2 separate regions of the Homo sapiens genome follow, and region 2 is linked to region 1. A link is a loop called in an ENCODE intact Hi-C map of the cell type or tissue named here. Cell type or tissue: CD14-positive monocyte. All regions are shown on one strand. Each heading gives the region's core, and the rest is flanking DNA. Links, peaks and the distances in the headings are about the cores only. Region 1 has its middle 140 kb from the start of LINC02458. Region 2 has its middle 140 kb from the start of DUSP6.

Region 1 (9,562 bases), core at 950-8,949:
CTGTGTGCTGGTGCAGAAAGGGGGCTCCCACTATTCAATGTCAACTGTGCTTTAAGTGTTTAATTTTCATTATGTTCCTCTGACTTCAGCGATTTGTAGTATGAGATCCCTCTGCTTTAGTCTCTCCACACAGTAGTTTTTTGTTGGGTCGAGAATGGAAGTTCTCTGACTGAGTAGGTTAGGAGAGGCAGAGCTGGACAAGGGGTAAGGGTAACTGCTTTTGGCTTCTGCTCCAGAAGTTGCTTTCAAATGTGTCTGTTTACCTTTACCTCCTCTTTCAGAGGTCAAAGTTGTCTTTGATTTTGAAACTTTCCAGGGTTCTTTGATGTAAACAAGCTTTATTCCTTTTCATACTCCATTGTTGATGTGTTTAAATTTTCTGCTTTTTAATAAGTTAGTCATCTCCATTTGTTGGCTTCATAGATGCCGTAATTTTCACACTGGCATTCCCTTCCCTGTCCCCATATTCCTTGTACATTTGTGTCTTTTTTCCATATCTCTGGTGTCATTTTAGTGGAGTGTGGGAAGGAAATGAAAATCAAAACATGCTCAAATTGCCACATTTAACAGAAGTCACTCTTTTATTTCTAATTCAACATTTATTTAATAGGATATTAAAGTCTGGGAGAATTTTAAAATGAAAAAGTCACATAAAATATCTTTGCTTTAGTACAACTATTTTGCAAATTATTTTTCAAGTATTGGCATATTTTGTCCCAGTTTTACTCATATTACACATAATCATATTTACTTTTTGATTTAATATTTCATCATAAATATTGTCTATTTTCCTAGAGAATATTTGCAGTTGTGGCCTTATAATGTTGTATTGTGTTGATGTCACACTATTTGCTCAATTAGTCTCTCATATTACGTTCTAATTTTCCCTGGTTATTAATAATATCAAAACGAACACCTCTTTACTCTTTTACCTTTCTTAACTTGTTTCTTAAAAATACATTCCTTGACGTGCAATCACTGGATCCAAGAGGAAGGACATCATTATGGGTCCTGTTACACATTTCTGTACTAATTTTCCAAAAATTTTCTGCCACATTTTAATGCCCCTTCGATGAATGAGGATATAATAGTAATTTTACAAAAATGATTTTTATTAACAACTTGGCTTTTCAGGGCCCTGTCACAAAACACAGATCTTGTTTAAGAGAAGTGTTTTTCTAAACCGTCTTTGGTGTTTAGATGTCTCTGAGAATCTGATTAAGGCTATTAAAGTGAATGTCCTTAGCTACATGGAGTGACACACAAACACACATACACACCTCTACACATACTTTCAGGTACTCGATGACCTCCTCTGAAGCCCATTCTATGGACTCTGGTGTAAGACCCCAATCTCTAGAGAAAGCAACTTCTAGAGCTGTGAACTTCGCAATTCCTGTATTGTTGAGAAATTCAAACAGATAAAATGGAAACACTCAATCTCTAAGGACCTCATATCCTGGGATTCACATTGTTTTTCCCTTGCCACCATGATTATGGGGCCATGGAGACTGACAAGAGGCTGATTCTTCTAATCTTTGCTTAATTCCTTCTACTTAGCTTTGCCTCTTTGCCCTGAATTTATTATATAGAAACGTGATCACTACAGAGGTTGGGCACACAAACTTTAGTCAAAAAATGAGCAAAACAGGAAGTTTCAGTGGAGATTGGGTGTGAGAAACTTAGAGAAAAATAATAGAAAGAAGAACATGTGGAACTAAGAGTGGCCTATTCTGAAGCATTGTATAATCTTACATGATAAAATGCATATTGAGGAACTGAAATTAGAACTTTTGGTAACCATGGGAACAGCACTGTTATGGCTCAATTGTTAGAGAAACAGTCCTGGGATTTCTGTGAAATGAAAATGATTGTTTAGATAATGACACATCTGTAGTGTGAGGACTGATAGTGAAGTCCCAGTGTAATTGGAAGTAGTAGGCCAAAATGTGAGGAGTTTCTCAAACCCAAAATTCCAAAATATTTCTCTTAAAATAAATACAATTCAGATTTATAGGAAATTTCAGCACTTGCAGTTTTGCAGTGACTTCTTTGAAATTTTATAGCCATAATTTTCCTATATGTCCATAATTTTCCATTTCCCTCTTCTTTGCATATTCTATATTTAGCAGTTTTTCAGTAGCTTGCTCCTGGAAAAATGTCATGTGAGGTTTTTATTATTCTAGTCTCCAAATCCCAGAGTTAATTTTAGAAAGAGAATTTAGGAGTTAGATGCGGAGTAATCTTAAAGTGGAAATTTATCTACATATAAGGAAGTATTTAGGTCTTGGTATCTTTGCTATGGAGAAACTTTATATGAATAAAATAATTAGCATTTATTTAAAATATAACGTGTACCAGGAGCTATGCTTTTTGCTCACAAATACAAACATCTCTGACAATTTGTTTTATCACTCTTGATGTTTACAGAAGATTAAATTGAGGCTTCTAGAGGATAAGTAATTTCTCTAAGGTAAAATCAGTAAGTGACCACATTGTGACTGGACCTCATCCCTTAGTTTCCATGTCTTTTTATATTCAAAGCTTATGTACTTTCCACCACTCCATGTGGTCTAAGATCTGAATCTGCTACAGTTTGCTAAGGCTAGGGACATCTGTATGCTGTTTATGATTCCCTGAAAAATCAAGAATTCTTATTGTTGGTCCTGGTGTCTTTGGAAAGCCCTTCCCCTAAGTCATTACAACCTCCTAACTCTTCATAGCTCATTTCAAATGCCACATTCTTGCACTGAGCTTTTTCTCTATCTGCTCAGCTGAACTATCTCTCCTTCCTTGACCTTTCCATGACATTCCGTTTTACATTTCTTATGTTCCTTGATAACTTTCCTGTTTTACTGTCCATGGTTTAGCTACTTGAGGGCGACTTACACACAATAAATGTTCATATGTTGCCACTTCATTCATTGTACATAGGTAGTTTTTGTTGAGTGACCTGATTGTGTTGTTCTCTATATGTCTTCAAGTGACTGGACTGAATGGAAGATAAATATCTGCAGAAATAAGGGTAATAATGAAAAAGTATAATGTTTTAGTCCTTTTTCTCCATTGAGGAAATTTCTGTAGAATGGGTAGTCTCTGTAGAATGGGTAGAAAATAAAATGAATGCTTTAGAAAAAGACGGAGATGAATTTCCCTTAATGCCCAAAAAGACTTTGGGCCTAGACCTCCATGCACCTGCATTCAGCAGACATTGTGTGGCCTGCAAATCCCAAAATATTTACTATCTGGTCCTTTGAGGGTGTTTGCCAATCCCTGATTTAGCATATTAGTTATCTATCGCTATGTAGCAACACCAAAATGTAGTAGCTTAAAATAACAAACATTTATTCAGAGATACAGATAAAGGCTTCTGTAGGTAAGCGAGTCTGGCTTAGGGTCTCTCATGAGGTTTTAGACAAGCTGTTGACCAGGTTTTCAGTCGTTTCAAGGTTTGACTGAGGCTAAGGAATCCACTTCCAACTTCACACAGGTGGTTGCTGGGAGACCTCAGTTCCTCACTGGTTGCTGGAGAGAGAGAGAGAGAGAGAGCGCCGCTTCCAACTTCACACAGGTGGTTGCTGGGAGACCTCAGTTCCTCACTGGTTACTGGAGAGAGAGAGAGAGAGAGAGAGAGAGAGAGAGAGAGAGAGAGAGAGAGATAGTCTCTTATACCCAAAATTAGAGGTTACATACCATTACTTTCACCATATTCAGTTTGTTAGAAGTGACCACTAAGTACAACCCACATTCAAGGAGGATTATATAAAGGAATGGACATCAGGAGGCAGAGGTTATTGGGAGCTATCTCGAATTCTGACTATCAGACTATCACAATTAGTAACTTACCACCACCCACCCCTGCCCCACTAAATTTTACCCTTTTATACCTTTTATATTCTCATGCTATATGTGGATGTGGACTTGTGTCACTGTAGCTCTGGAATTTAGGACTATGATAACCAAGGTAAGCCAGATAGTGAAGAGTTGAAGTCATTTTAATGAACAGTCCAACTCTGAGATAGCAAGTCTTGTTGGTGCCTGTGGACCAAATTCACACTAAGACTCCAGAGGTTAGAGATACAGTACTTGGGAACCCATACGGACAAATCCTTACATATGGTAAGGATTCAGAAAGAATAGAGACCAGTGGTTAAGGCAAGTCTAGTTTGTGGCAAGGTAGGCAATTAAGAGAGCACATCAATAACAATGAGCACTTTTTATTTGTGAATTCATTCAGTATTCAACAAATATTTACTGATCTCCTGCTAGGCCCTAGGTGCTATTGAAGGCTTTGGGGATTTAGCAACAAACTTGGAAGCAAAGACGGCCTCAGGCAGGAAATATCTTACAGCAGATGCTTCCTTTGTATGTTGACAGAGCCAACAGGTGACTTCCCAGAACTTGACCTTTTTCAGTATTTGTGTGCAGAAGATACTTACATAAAAAGGTAATAGGTAGAGTTAAGTATATCCAGGGAAATGGAGACAGGTCCTAGAAACTTTTTAATGCATATACAGTCCTTCTTAGCTCAACTGAATGCTTTAAAAATGCTTGCTGCCCCAAAGTTTGTGAGTCCAGACACTGGCATGGAATGGCAGGGTCTATAAAAGCTATACATTGTTGAAAGGATCAATATGCTGCCTTGTTTTTCTTACCTGCTTTATTTAGCCATTTTTAGTATAGTCATATCTTTCACTAGGCTCAAACTATTTATTTAACAATCAGATCTAAAATTCTGCTCTAGAATCCTCAACTCAAAACCCAAACCATTTTTCTTCATATTAAGATGGGTGCAGAGAAGAGAGATTGGGGGAGGAGGGTGAGTTTTCTTGATCGATCCCGAAGAAGTCAGGCTGATTTGGCGATAAGATCCTTTGTCTGTGCTAGTTGGGTTGAAGAATAATCATGGTGGCCCTGCCTCCAGGACATTGCAAAAGTTTTGATGTGTCAATGAAGTTAATTTTCTCTGTGTATGTGATTGAAAGTCCTTTTTAGGATCCTGTTAGACCCAAATATTCCATCGCCTGTATTTACGTCAGTGGTTTATTGGTGTGGAATTTTTTAATGGCTCTCTGGGACAGACTTACACTCTGAGCTCTGTAGAGCTCAGAGAAATGTTTATTTCAGCCATCCACCTTTCAAAAGGGAGAGACTTGGAGGAAAATACAAATTTGAAAATTTATTGTTTCGAATGTGAATCTGTGAGGAAAATGGAAATGTAATTTCTAAATGAAATAACAGCAAAGCAAAATATTGATGTATACTAGGTAGCCACAGCCATCTCTGACTGTGAATACTTTTTCTTGGAGATTGTAATATCTGATGCCAGATACACACATGTTTTACACTTATTCAGCAGTTAAAGGTAAGAGGTTGTGAAACTCTAAATAAGCCAGGAAAAAAAAAAAGAGGCAAAGGGCTGAGTCTGAGTGAGTAAGGGAAGATAAATCAGATGAGATTGCATGTTGATGACACTCCCTAGTGTTGCTCAACAGCAATATCTGACAAACAGCAAGAGAAAAAGGAAACATTTTGGCAGAGTCAGCCACCCCCAGCAACCCTCTTCAAAACCCTGCTAAGAAATCCCCACCACTGGATGAGTTATTTCCTCTTTCTGCAGTATGAGTACAATGGGAAAAAAAATAGGCCCTAGAGCTGAAATATTGAAGTTAGGAAACAGTGGCATGAGTAACAACACAGAAATGAATTAGACAGGCCTAGAGGCACAGATCTTCCATCTAGAGGGCTCGAGTTTTGAAGTCCGTTTTGGTACAGTGGGTATTTGGACCATCTTTCAAGACTGTTATGATGTTTTGTTTATGACCATCCTTTTTACTCTTCACTTTGCTTATTAGCTCCTCCCGCCTGGAATCAAAAGGAACTGTACCTCCCTCAACCCCTGTGTAGCCCCACCAGAATCGCTTTGGAAGTGCTTATGCTTTCTTCAAAGCCCAACTGAAGTCCATTTTCCTCCAAGAAGCTGTCTAAGCTCTTCTAGTTCAGAATTAGCCTCTTTCTCTTTTCTTCTCTTAATGAATATCTTTAGTCTTTTATTAAATTGGTCACAGTGCCCTTTATCTGCAAGTTATTTATACATTTTTTTTGTCTTCTCTATTGAGTTAAAAAACCTCCTGAGAGCAAAGGCCTTGTCATTAACATTTTTATGCTTCCTATACCATTTACTTGGTGATAAGAGGGCTGTAATAAGCCAATGTAATAAGTCATTATTGACTTAAAGTATAAACTCTTAATAAATATAATAAGGATTAATAGGTTCCTAGTCAAAAGTACCTTAACTGTGTTTTTTGCAGATAGAACAGATCAGTCTCTATTTTGTTTTATAGAATGCTGATGAAATAAACTAAGCTATTTTTTAAAAAATCCCAGGGAAGCAAGTTTTTATTTTTATTTTTATTTTAGAACTGTTTGATTAAAAGGTAAAAGAATTTCTCCACCTATCTTTGAGTTCCTTGGAGACACAAGACCATGTACTTGTCCTGTTGGCATCAGGTTAGAGTTATGGTAGGTTCTAGAACATTTTAATTTTTACCCTCTTACTAGAGAAACCTGCTATTTAAACAGAGTTCCATTTCTTAAAAAATAAGCAGACTAACTTTCACCAAACGCTACAGTTTTCTCCCTTCATCCTCCTTCCCAAGCCTCTCAAATGTGTCATTTACGCCTATTGGCTATACTTGCGAAATTGTGCTTCCCTTTCCTAACTCTTTGCATTAACTGGCTTTGATCTTCATCACCCTCCAGAAGCAGTTCTCTAAAAGGTCAATAGTGGCATTCTTTTTGTCAAAATCTCTATAGCATCTATAGTTGATAGCCTGATCTTTGTGACTCCCTGCTGTCTTGGCTTTCACATTTCTCTGTTTTTTTTTTTTCTAGGGGGTAGGATAACTAATTTGTGAAACACACATGTCCGTATGTCTGTTTGCGCTATTGGTATATTTGAAGCTCATCACAATTCTCTGAGGCAGGGGTCATTCTTGTATACTATCACTTGAGTATAGATTTTTTGGTTTTGTCTCATTGGTCAATCACTTTGTAGAGGTAGGCTGGTTGAAAATTCACTGAGAGTGGAATCCATGCACTCCACCTCTTCTCCATCACCCACAGTGCCTGACACAGCAAATATTTTCAGACTTAATAAATATTTGTTGACTGATTGTAGTTGAAAGTGCTCAGGTCTTGAAATAGAAGAACAACATGAACATTGACCAGATTTTGGTTGAATTTCTCTGTTTTTCAAAGTGCTGGCAGAAAACTCCTTTCATAAACCATCTTAAAGGAAAAATGACTCCTTCATAAGATCATATTTGACACTAATTTAGAAAACCATTAGCAACTGTCACAGGTAGGTCAGAGCAGGCTTCCCTCCAATGACAGGAGAACCTCTCAGCTGGAAGTGATCGAACCCTGAGGTCTCCATCTGAATTAAATCAGGGTGATTATATTTATTATCTGCTCTCGGCATCTTTGCCAAGTTTCTGAGTCAGATGCACTGAATTTGTACTTTCTGTCTGACACGCAGATATCTTATCCCTCATTTCCATGTGAGATTAAGACTGGCCCCGGGTGAAATGAGAGCATGGGGGCGGTGCTGGTGAAGTTAGTCTGTGTGTCACCCTCTCCATTTCCTCTTACACTCCCTTTATCCCCTTTCAGTTCCTCCTTTCCCACCAGGTGCCAGAGGGGTTATGCTTCCCCATAGTCTTTCTTGGCATTGGGGAAGTGATGGGAACTAACTTTTTTTTTTAAGTGTCTACTATGAAGCACATTATTGGGCATTCTTGAGTCATTGCTTAAGTTTTTAGTCCCTTTGCCTCCATGAGACAGCTTTTTATTATTTGGGTATCACAGAGATTGAAACTGAGGCTTTGAAAGGGTAGAAAACATGTCCAAATCACACAGCTTATAAATACAAAGGTGGGATTTAAGATCTGCCTGTCTGACTCCAAAACATCTGGGCTCCTGATATTGTACAAGGTCAGCTCCTCAGAGGAAAGGGATGAGATAAAATTATTTCCCATGGAGAGCTTTGTAACTTATGGTAGAAGGAGACGTTCTTTTCCAATAGAGTTTCAGCAAATTTGCTATGGTGAGAGGACTGGAACATTTAGGGCGGTGGAGGCTGTATTTTATCTGTGTATAAGACTAATTTCGGGCAGGATCCTCTCATGCTAATATGTGTCTCATAGCATTGCAGTTGATCTCTTCAACTGAGCATCTTTAGCTACCTGAGGTGCATTACTTAGCATTCATCACTTAAAGACTTTTTTTTTCTTTGACAGATGTTCTTTCATTACTCCTGGGAAAATAAATTTAGTGGGCTAAGCCCTTCATTTTAATCAAAGGAAAAGCCTAATTTAAAGCAAGGGGCAAACTCTGCCATCAGCACTAAGTTAATTAACCATGGTTATGTGTGCATAGGGTTCAGAAGAATCCCTCTGCACTTGTTGATGTCATAGAGCTCAACTATGACTTGCTTGATGATGCAGGCTTGCAGGTTTTTAGATGCTTCTCTGGGGCAAGGACCATGGCTGGAGCAGTGAATGGTTCCTCGTTACCCAAGAAAAATTTATGTACATAAAATACTTATATACATAAAGTTCCTGAAAATGAATCCACTTATAATATTTTAAGAATAATGAAAATAAAGGGGATTGGGCCTATATCTTCAAAGGGAAACTAAATCTCATAATTTGTTTATTATTATATTTAAATTAGGTTAAATTATACTTAGCACTTTAAGGAAACAAACACAGATGAATCAAATGCTGATCACTCATTTTTGGCTTAATTGTTGAATAAAAATATATGATAGCAATATGGAAATCCTCATTTAATATATGTATGACTTTGACAATGTGGCCACAATGAGGGTGCTTTTTGAAGTAAGTAAAGTAAGGACTTTGTTAGTTTTCTTAAGGGACTTTTTTTTTTGTTAATTTTCCCAATGACTTTTTTGATTTCTTGAATTGCATTCTATTTTTGTTTTTTTCTTTTGAGACAGGGTCTTACTCTGTCACCCAGGCTGGAGTGCATGGCGGCATCACAGCTCATTGCAACCTCCTGGGCTCAAGCAATACTCCCACCTCAGCCTCCCCAGTAGCCAGGACTACAGGTATGCACCACCATGCCTAGCTAATTTTTGTATTTTTAGTAGAGACTGGGTTGCATTATGTTGGCCGGGCTGGTCTCGAACTCCTGACCTCAAGTGATTTGCCCACCTTGGCCTCCCAAAGTGCTGGAATTACATGCATGAGCCACCGTGACTGGCCCTTAAGGGCCTTTTAAAATCCTTTTTTATTCATATATAGATATATATTTTTTGCCATGCCTATCACATCAGCATCCTTGCTGATTTCCTATTTATTATTCAGTAGGTCTACCTCTGTTAGCTTATTTGGCTTATGCGTGTGTGTGTGTGTGTGTGTGTGTGTGTGTGTGTGTGTGTGTGTGTGTGATCCAACACGTTTTTCAACATTACTGTTAGCCTTATGAAATCCTACAAGTTTTGCGATGTTTGCCATTTTGCTTGGCAATCTTTTGG
Region 2 (9,562 bases), core at 636-8,635, 52 kb before region 1:
CATGTTCTGCATATGTATGAACTTAAAGTATAAAATAAAAAATAAAATAAAATAAAACATTGGCTCTCAGAATTATTTCTAGAAAATGATCTCCTATGGAGTACTCTAGATGATGTTTCTTTCCTCTATTTAGACCTTAATTTATAGACTTTAAATTGTTTTCTCTTTATTCATACTAGAACAGAGAGAAGTCTCTTTTTTAAATCAGTCTTTGTGATCAGGCAGGGTGTGTGGATTGACTTAGGTTTTCCTCATGGACACTTCTGGTACTTGACAAATTCACTCCTCAGATTCATACTGTAGGATAATTTGATTATACTAGTACTTGCTGGACAGTTCTCCTTGCCCACCTCTCAGGATCAGCCAGGCATTCATCTAGGGCAGCTTTGTGCACAGAAAAGGGACCAGGACTTATCCTTACTTTTTTATTCTCTCAACAAGCTTTTCTTGATGTGTTTTCTGAAAAATGCTTGTTATGTAAGGTATTAAGAGTTGTTATGTGAGAAACTTATTTTCCAGGCAAAAGGACTTAGGCAATGATGGATAAAAATTTAAACATGATTACTTTCTGCAGAATATCACAAAATTGTTACAGGCACTTTGAACATCCAGGAAGAGGCTATGGATCTCTTCCCTAAATTCTTTGTTCACAAAATCTTCTAAAACATCCTTTCTTCTATGAACTTTACCTGGGGAAAAATTTAAACATGATTGCTTCCTGCAGAATATCAAAATTACTACATGCATTTTGAACACCCAGGGATAGGGAATGCATCTCTTCCCCAAATTCTTTATTTGCAAAATCTTTAAAAATATCCTTTCTTCTATGAACTTTATTTTGGGAACTCCTGCTACAGATAAGAGTACTTGGAAATCTACAATTCCAAAAACAAATGGCTGGAATGCTTTCTGTACATCCATTTCTAGAACGTTCACCTATTTTTCTCTTCTAATTGGTCTCCAAATAGTTGAAGGATAATGCAGAGAGAAGAGCCGATGGATTTTAGCTGCCTCAAAATCCCAAATAGTAGCAGGAAACACAGGTCTGTGTGTCTAGAAGTCAGAGAAAAGAGACGGGAGGAAGAACTTAGAGAATCAGCTGGGAACTCCTACTTGTTATTTTTTCAGATTCTTAAGTGGCTAAGATATTATGTTTGAACAGATGAAGCATGGGTAGGCTCTGAATTTTAAAAATCCAGCCCCGTTGTTGGACTGAATAGAAATCCCCATTAGATTCTTGTGGCAGGCTGCCAGTTTTAGTTCATAGAGATATAACAAATTTTGTCTTTTGTCATTTTTTATGTCATCCCAGGTATTTTAGGGGGGAGTTAGCACAGCCTGGAAAAAACACTTTAAATCTATTATCTTCATAAATATTCCTTTAAGTCCTATGAATTAATAATGTATTAGTCTGGTCTAAGAGGTTTAATTGTCTCACAGTTCTGCATGGCTGGGGAGGCCTCAGGAAGCTTACAATCCTGGTGGAAGGCACCTCTTCACAGGGCGGTAGGAGATAGAATGAGTGCCGATCGAAGGAGGAAGCCTCTTATAAAACCATAAGATCAAATGAGAACTCACTCACTATCATGAGAACAGCATGGGGAAAATTGCCCCCATGATTCAATTATCTCCACCTGGTCCCCGCCTTGACATGTGGGGATTATTACAATTCAAGGTGAGATTTGGGTAGGGGACACAGAGCCAAACCATATTAAATAATTATTCTTTATGGCCTCTTATTTAGAAAACTAAAGGCATAGGAAAAGAGAGAGAGGGGACGAACAGCAGACAGGATAAATGTCCTCTTACTTCTGATGTAATCTTTGTAGCTTTCACACGTCTTGGTAAGGATGGTTTCTCAACTGGATCTGCATGTTTTTGTTTTCTCCTCTTTAATAATTTCCTAGATAAATACCCTTAAAAATGGCCACTGCTGCTGCAAACAAGCAGGTCTGCTTTACTGCCCATTCAGGGGTTCTAAGCAGTCTATTTTTCAAGCTAGTCCCTTGTTAACTATCTTTTGCTCTCAATATTCATTAGACTAAGTACAATAAGCTGACTATTGCCTACAAACTATGAAGAAATCATCATCAATTACCTTCAACTTCTTTGCTTGGTCCTTGTAGTAAACCTAAAATTAGGGAGAAAAACCCCAAAAGTTTCAGACCAGTGCCACTCATAACGTGGCCTGCAGACTAGTATTGGACTATTTGTTATCTGTCTGCAATAAAAAAAGTACAGAAATAGTAAGTATGTAGCATTTTTATAGCAATTTGACATTGCCCTGACTTGCAAGTGCATGGTTAGTGGGTTTGTCCGTTGAACAGAGTACAGATCAGTTTGTTTGGGTGTTGTCAGACTCCGGGGTGTGACATAAGCTGTGCCTTAGTCCTATTTGGATCCTTTGGAACATAGACTGAGAAGCCCAGGATTAGAAAGCTCATCACCTTTTCCCATTGCTCAAGTTTTGCTGGAGGCTTTGTAAGCTTTGAACTCTCCCCTACAAGTTTTCAACTGCACAGAGAAACATTCCCAGTCTCCTCTGCACCTTTCACATTAATGACTCATGATTCAAATCCAAATTACTTGAAATCTGCAAAGGATCCATGAAGATGGAGAAGCAGAACTTACTTCTCGCAGTTGCTACACTAGAACTTGCCTGCCTGCCTGCCTGCCTGCCCACCTGCCTGCCTTCCTTCCTGCCTCCCTGCCTTCTTGCTTTCCTGCCTTCCTGCTTTCCTTCTTTTTCTTTTCTTTTTTTTCTTCTTTTCTTTTTCAGTTGGGTCTTGCTCTGTCACCCAGGCTGGAGTGCAGTCACAAGATCACGCCTAACTGCAGGCTTAAACTTCTGGGCTCAAGTGATCTTCTTGCCTTGGCCTCCCAAAGTGTTGGGATTATAAGTGTGAGCCTCTGCGCTGGGCCTAATACTTTTTCTAATGACAGTGACAGAATGCTACATAACTTCTTCAGCTCATTTGTGGTTCAGGTTATGTAATAGCAACTTGGGCATGAATTAAAGCCTCTCACTCAATGTCACAGAAATGCCAAATATATCGCTTGGTTGCGTTTAAATCAGGAGGCCAGGCTGTTCAGCTGTGGCCCAACATGATGTGGCATAAGCCAGGTCCCAGAGATGTGATAAGTTATTTAGCACCATCTGCTAAAATTTCATACTTGGGAAACTATTAAAATAGATTTTTTCCCTCTGAAATTTAAAGATTTATTTATGTATTTTTAATTCCTCAGTAGAACATCTGTTGTGTGATACCTTGTGTGCATTTATACATCCAGTGAATTCACCTAAGGAGAAGATTTGTACCCTATAAGCATGTGTTTGTGTGTGTGCACACACGCTTGCCATGTGCTAGATCAGTACAAGGAATACTAACTGTACTCCTGGACTTCTGTTAAATCAATGTGCTGAGTTGGTGAAGGACAGGCTATAACATTCTGAAGAGTCTCAAGTATTAAATATAATTTGTTTCCAAGCTTCTAAGACAATGTGAGATGAATAGTCCTTTCTTCTTGTTCACAAATAAAAATCTTTTAAAACTAAAACCAATGTTTTCAATGTCAAAGATTGTTTCCTTTTTTGGCTTATCAGCCACCACTGCTTCTCAATAGGTCATTTGCTCTTCCATCTAAGGAAGATTTATGGGACACCTATTGTGTGTCAAGTATTGTGCTAGATCCAGGTCTCTGCCTTTATAGGGCAGGCCCACAATAAGTAACAATAGCAACAAATTATTCATTACAATGCATGCTTTGATAGAGGCATTAACAGGATATATAGGAGCACAGAGGATGGAACATTTAAATCAGAAGCAAGGGAATTAGGAATGAAATTCCTAGTGTAGGTAATATTTATACAGAAGACTGAGGAACTGGAAATAGTTAAAGAAGGCATGCTTGTGGGCGTGCCCTTGCACATTGTGTATGTGGTTTATGTATGGAAGACAGTCCTCAGTGGAGAAATGACAGTATATTAGAAGACACAGAGGCATGATTGGGGAATGTCACACTGAAGTAATTTTATGTAGGAGGTCCCATACCTCCCTAGATCATAATCTCCACAAAGAGAGCCTCTTATTCATCAGTGTGCACTCAGAGCTTGGCACATGATAGGAACTCCATAAATATTTGTGGAACAAATGAATGACCTGAAGTCATAACTTAATAAGTTCAAACTACCTCTGCAAATGATAGCAAGATATTGGTAGCTGCAGTTGGGCTTTACTATGGCTTTTATGATTTTTTCTGGTAACTCAAAAGGGAAGACTCTGCTGTACAACAGCTGTTCTCATCCATTTTCTTTCCTTCACATTAGAATCACTTGTTCTTACTTTGCTAGTAATTATTGATTGATCCGTCAACTCTCTGTTCATGCTGGTGACATATAACACTTGTGTCAAACACGGTCATGGCTCTAAGACTCTCATATGGTTTTTTTTGATAATCCATTGCATCCTCCTAATATGAAATGTATATACTTTTTTTTTGAGGCAAAGCCAACACTGGAATTTAAAATAAATAATATGTATCTTTTTATGTCAAGGTGTTTTAACAGTTATAAATGTTAGACTTGATAACTATTAGAAAATTAAATTGTTAAGTCATAACATTAAAACTGGTTGAATGTTTATCATAAGAACAGTTCTTCTTTTTGCTAATTGAGCCATGGACTAGGAAACGTATGTCAATTTCATAAGCAGAACTTGAATATGTAAATACTTGACACACTGAAAGTTGATAGCAGCTGAGTAGACACTAAGGGCACACTTGATTTTGGACTTAAAAACATCAAAATTAGTAAAAACAAACTACTTTCATTCAACTGGAGAAAATGAGTTTCAATGTAATTTAATATTTAAAAATATCTTCATTAGGTTAGAAGATATTACATTAGAAATAAAATTAGTTTAAAATTTTTTATTTCTTTGAAAGATTAGTCAATTTTACTAGCCAGGTTTTGAACTCACTTTCAGAGGTTTGATCTTTATTATCTTTTGCAGATATTTCCCCAAATACCTTTCTCACTGTACACATCACCTTCTTTCTTTCCAAATTTGCTTCAGTTCATTTCTTTTGGGAGAGCTCTCTGGTGAACCTCACCCATCTCTGATTGCATGCCAACTCTCTGCTTCTGCCAGCTCTCACCCATGTGGCTTTTAATTCATTCTTTGACTTGTTGGCATGTATTTTTATTAATTTAATCAATGTCTTGCCTCTTTATTAAAAAAAGCATTATGCTCATGGCCTTTTGTTTCTAAGAGACAGGAAGCCATTCAGACGTTTTAGTAAAATTTGCTGAAAGGATAGTAGGGCATCTCTGAAAACTTTGGAGGGAAAAAAGTACAACCAGGACATGAAAGGCCCCGGGACTGCAAAATCAGTACCTGAATCCACTCTCTTCTCTTGCTGAACTACTAGCCTCTTGACTCTACTTTTCTCCTCTTACGTGCTTAATTGTGTTTTTCATATTTACCACCTTACTCATGGTTGCCCCGCTCCATTTAACTTCTGCTTAGACATAGCTTTTGCTTGAATGGGTCCAGCCCTGACTTTGGTCCTACACCTGTCAATGTGTCCCTGCCACCTTCAAGCAACTCTCATCTCACTGTCTCAGTTGCTAATGCTAAATTCTATATACCCAGGTCAGAGAATCTGATTTGCTGAATTATGGATGGATTCTCCATTGGGTGGGTGTTTTTCCATCAGATTGGGTGCTAAGTGTCACTTGGTACAAGCAGGATGGACTTTCTGAAAATGAATTGTGGGCCACAGGCAATGACTGGCATTAAAGTACAACATTATGTTGTACTTTAAATGTTATGGAACATAGCATCTTTCATAGCATTTAAAGTACAACATTCTTCCATAGCATTTTGATTATTTCAAAAGGCTACCTGAAAGATTGAAATGACTTTAGTGAATTAGAACTGCTGAATTCCAGTGGTCTTCACTATTTTGCACCCCTCCTTAATTAAGAATACTGTTTCTTTCTTCTTAAATGTCTTATTTTCCAGGCTTGCCTCCATACTCTGGTGGGAATCAAGCAATGATAGTTTTGCTTCCTTTAAGTAGATAACGCTCTCAGTAAATCAATTACTCAGATCATCCAGGTAGAGCCTGGGTTCAAAGCCTGATCTCTCTGGTTGCTTAACCATTGCCCTTTCACCATAGCTCTCTGTTTTAAGATAGCTCACATTAGTTAAAAAATAAACAATGAAAAAAAAAGGAAAAGCACAACTCTACAACTGTGTGTACTAAAAGCAAGATTCAAGTATTTTCAACATTCAAAATCATAGTATTTAATTCAGTGAAGAGAGAGCCCTAGAAAAAACTTGTTTCAAGTTTATAAGTTGATCAGGGAAATTTGATTTTTTTTCCACTGACAGAGCTTCTAATATGTGCAGTAGTTTTAGCCTTTGATATTACTATTATGAAATTCAAAAATACTGTTCATTTTGGGCTGGGCATGGTGGCTCACACCTGTAATCCCAGCATTTTGGCAGGTCGAGGTGGGCAGATCACCTGAGGTCGGGAGTTCGAGACCAGGCTGGCCAACATGGTGAAACCCTGTCTTTTCTAAAAATACAAAAATTAGCTGGGTGTGGTGGCATGTGCTTGTAGTCCTAGATACTTGGTTGGCTGAGGCATGAGAATTACTTGAACCTGGGAGGCAGAGGTTGCAGTGAACTGAAATTGTACTACTGCACTCTAGCATGTGTGACAGAGCAAGACTCTGTCTCAAAAAAAAAAATACTGTTCATTTTATTTGTCTTCAAAATGTACCTTGGATTCTTGCCATTGTCACAGGGAACATATAAAACAGCTTGAAATTCTGCCTTATTCTAAGCCTAGCCTAACTCTTTTTCAAGATCTTAAGTAACCAGGGGCTTTTACAAATGAACGTATACCTAGATATGATAATATAAAATTATGGCTTACTAACTTTAGAGATGCAACAAAGAAACAGCTCCTAAATGGGGGTCTGGAGACCAAAATGTCAATTTGGGCTTTGCTTCTTAATAACTATGTGACCTTGAGGAAATCCGGTCTGCTTCTCCAGCCTCAATTTCCTAACCCATGAAAGGGAATAATCAGGCATCATTATGTAAGACGAGTGTTGTGAAGATAAAATAAAATAATCTATGGGAAGCCACTTTGTAAACTGAAAGGTAATATAGAACTGTAAGTGGATATTATTATTTATTTTATGAGCCAGTAGAATTCAAAGTCCTGATTTCATTGCCAGGAGGATTTTCCTCACAGATCTAATTCCTAAAGGTTGGCTTTGCCCAGTTAATGAGTACTTTCCAAATAAAGATCCCTTTTACTGCTTTGATTTTTGTGAACTTCCCTTTACTCTGATTCAAAGTCACATGGGAAGGTGCTCTTGTAAAGCCATTGTTTAATTTAGACTTTTCATACTGCGTGTATGTCCGGCTATTCTCTGGTTTCAGTCTCCAAGGAGCCTTTGAGGGCAGACCTTGCTTCTTTCCCTTACATATAGTTTGGCAGCAAATGAGATGTTTTCAATAGGGATGAAAAAACTCTCAGTATGTAACCTGTCACCTAAAGGAAGGAGGACATCCTGTTCTAAAGAAGTTGCCTCAGAGCCGGCCCCAGGTCCACCCTGGTGTTTCACTTGTATCTCAGGCAGTAGCCTGGGATGAAATTTTAAGGAGAGAATTGTTACATGATATTGTGTAATAGCAATATGAGAAACCACCATACAAAGCTCTTTATTTTAGTAACCTGGACTTCTAGTCAGGACTCTTATCTCTGTTCACTGGTTTTGAAGTCAGTGTGCTTAAACTTTTCATGCTAATACACAGGGAAAGCACAAAAATGATATTTAAAGATCATCAGGTATAAGCAGATATACTACTAATTTTAATCTTCTGTGCAAAGGTACTAAGAAAATGTGTAGTTGATTTGCTTTCCTAAAGTCACTTGATGTGGCTTCAATGGAGATAATTGTTCCAAGGTTTTGTGTTAAACTTCACCTGTTAATTTTGCCTTGATCTTGTTCTTCCTGAGCTTTTGGCACCCAGGCATTGAGCCAGGGGGTAGAGCAAGATGGGACTTTAAAGAAGTGAGGGAGCTTTTGTAATTATAATCCTGTTGTCACTATCTGATGCACTGTGAAAAATGGAAGAACCAATAGTAGCCTCCTATCTCCTGTCTCTAGCCTTTTGTATTGTGTTTTTACCAATCTCTGGAATAATAGTCTCCATTCAGGGAACCCAGAAGACTCCACAATGCCAGGCCAATAGTTGGAATTTCCAAGGTGTTCGATCTATTGCTATTTGCTCTTTTCCTCTCCATCCTAGTACATTCTCCAAGATTTAATTTAGTGTCATGCCATAGAATAGGCAGATTGTGTAAAGCAGTAATAGGATCTGGTTGGCAGCCACTTCCTGAAACCCATGTGTAGGTGGTAGTAAATACAGGACTGAGATTCCAATCTTAAAACTCATGGTTCCATTTTTTTCTGTCCCTTCAACAGTTATTTTCTTCATGAGTTATAGAGGAATGTAAAAATGAACTGCCATCTAAAAAATATTAAATTTGATATTCAAGCCAAGAAATCTTAGCATTCTAATGATAACAGAAGCAGAATTGAGGTGATAGCAGAATTTTGCTTTTTTTTACTCTTAGTCCCAGCTTTCATTACTACAACATGCCTGGCTGATGGGGTATCTTTTCTAATGTGAATGTTATTGCCTTGTATCCAAACGTTTAATGTGGCCAACTCCTTGAAAGATCTTTTGCAAGAATCTCTGGGATTCTCCGGGAAGTGTCTCATGTCAGTATGTGAATGGGTACAGCCAACAATAAACACCTTCTCTGTTACTTGATAATATTCAGAGACCAATGACCTATTATCAAGCTAGCTATAGATAGAGCTCCTGTTTTGAGTGTCAGGTTGTCTAAGTTTTTTGTTTTTAATTCTAAAAGCCTATAATTATAATAGTCAGGAATGTTCAATAAATGTTTAGGAAATAATGAGCTAGTTGCTTTGGATGGTGCAGAAGGTTTACGACATAGAGAAGCAGAGAACAGAGCTGGAATGATGAATTGGTGTCTCATTATTAATGCTGTATCACCCATAAAGTGGGTGCTATCACAATCTCTGGATATATATTGATACAAATTATTATAAAATATTTGCAAAATGAGTATGAAAATGTAGAGTGGCACTGCAGTGGGTAAGGTAACAGACAGATTTATATTTGAGCCTACATCTGCCACCTACAAGCCTAGTACATTTAGGCAAGTTAACTTACCATTGATAGCCTTAGTTTCCTGATCTATAAAATGGCAACAATAAGATTTAACTCACAGGGCTGTGAGGATTAGATAATAGAGCATGTAAATATCAAATATATAAAGCAGTTCTCACACTGCCTGACACATGGTGTACAATAAATACCAGCATCATCTCTCGCGTGGATGGTTAAAATAGCCTCCTCCCAGATTTTCCTGCTTTGGCTCCAGCTCTGCCTCATTTTATTTTCAACACAGCAGCCAGAATGAGTCTGCTATAAGTTGG

Evidence for each region. Hi-C counts contacts between places; a loop is a spot of excess contacts. Peaks named below come from ENCODE experiments on the same cell type or tissue, not always from the same donor. Only the 100,000 strongest peaks of a DNase experiment are listed, where the experiment ranks them.
Region 2: a loop joins it to region 1, with 2.0 times the contacts of the local background. A loop is called at or near these places in 11 of 110 quality-filtered maps.

Annotation. Positions count from the first base shown.
Region 1 is chr12:89,158,901-89,168,462 of GRCh38, reverse strand. No RefSeq gene overlaps it. Among named protein-coding and RNA genes, the nearest start is that of LINC02458, 140 kb to the right of the region's middle. RefSeq lists an enhancer at 7,701-7,760. In CD14-positive monocyte, for the core only: no CTCF peak of the experiment used is centred there; DNase peaks (open chromatin) are centred at 1,802, 5,532, 6,712, 7,662 and 2 weaker places; H3K4me3 peaks cover 2,549 bases; H3K27ac peaks cover 7,914 bases.
Region 2 is chr12:89,210,538-89,220,099 of GRCh38, reverse strand. No RefSeq gene overlaps it. Among named protein-coding and RNA genes, the nearest start is that of DUSP6, 140 kb to the left of the region's middle. In CD14-positive monocyte, for the core only: no CTCF peak of the experiment used is centred there; DNase peaks (open chromatin) are centred at 4,719 and 7,379; H3K4me3 peaks cover 519 bases; H3K27ac peaks cover 1,659 bases.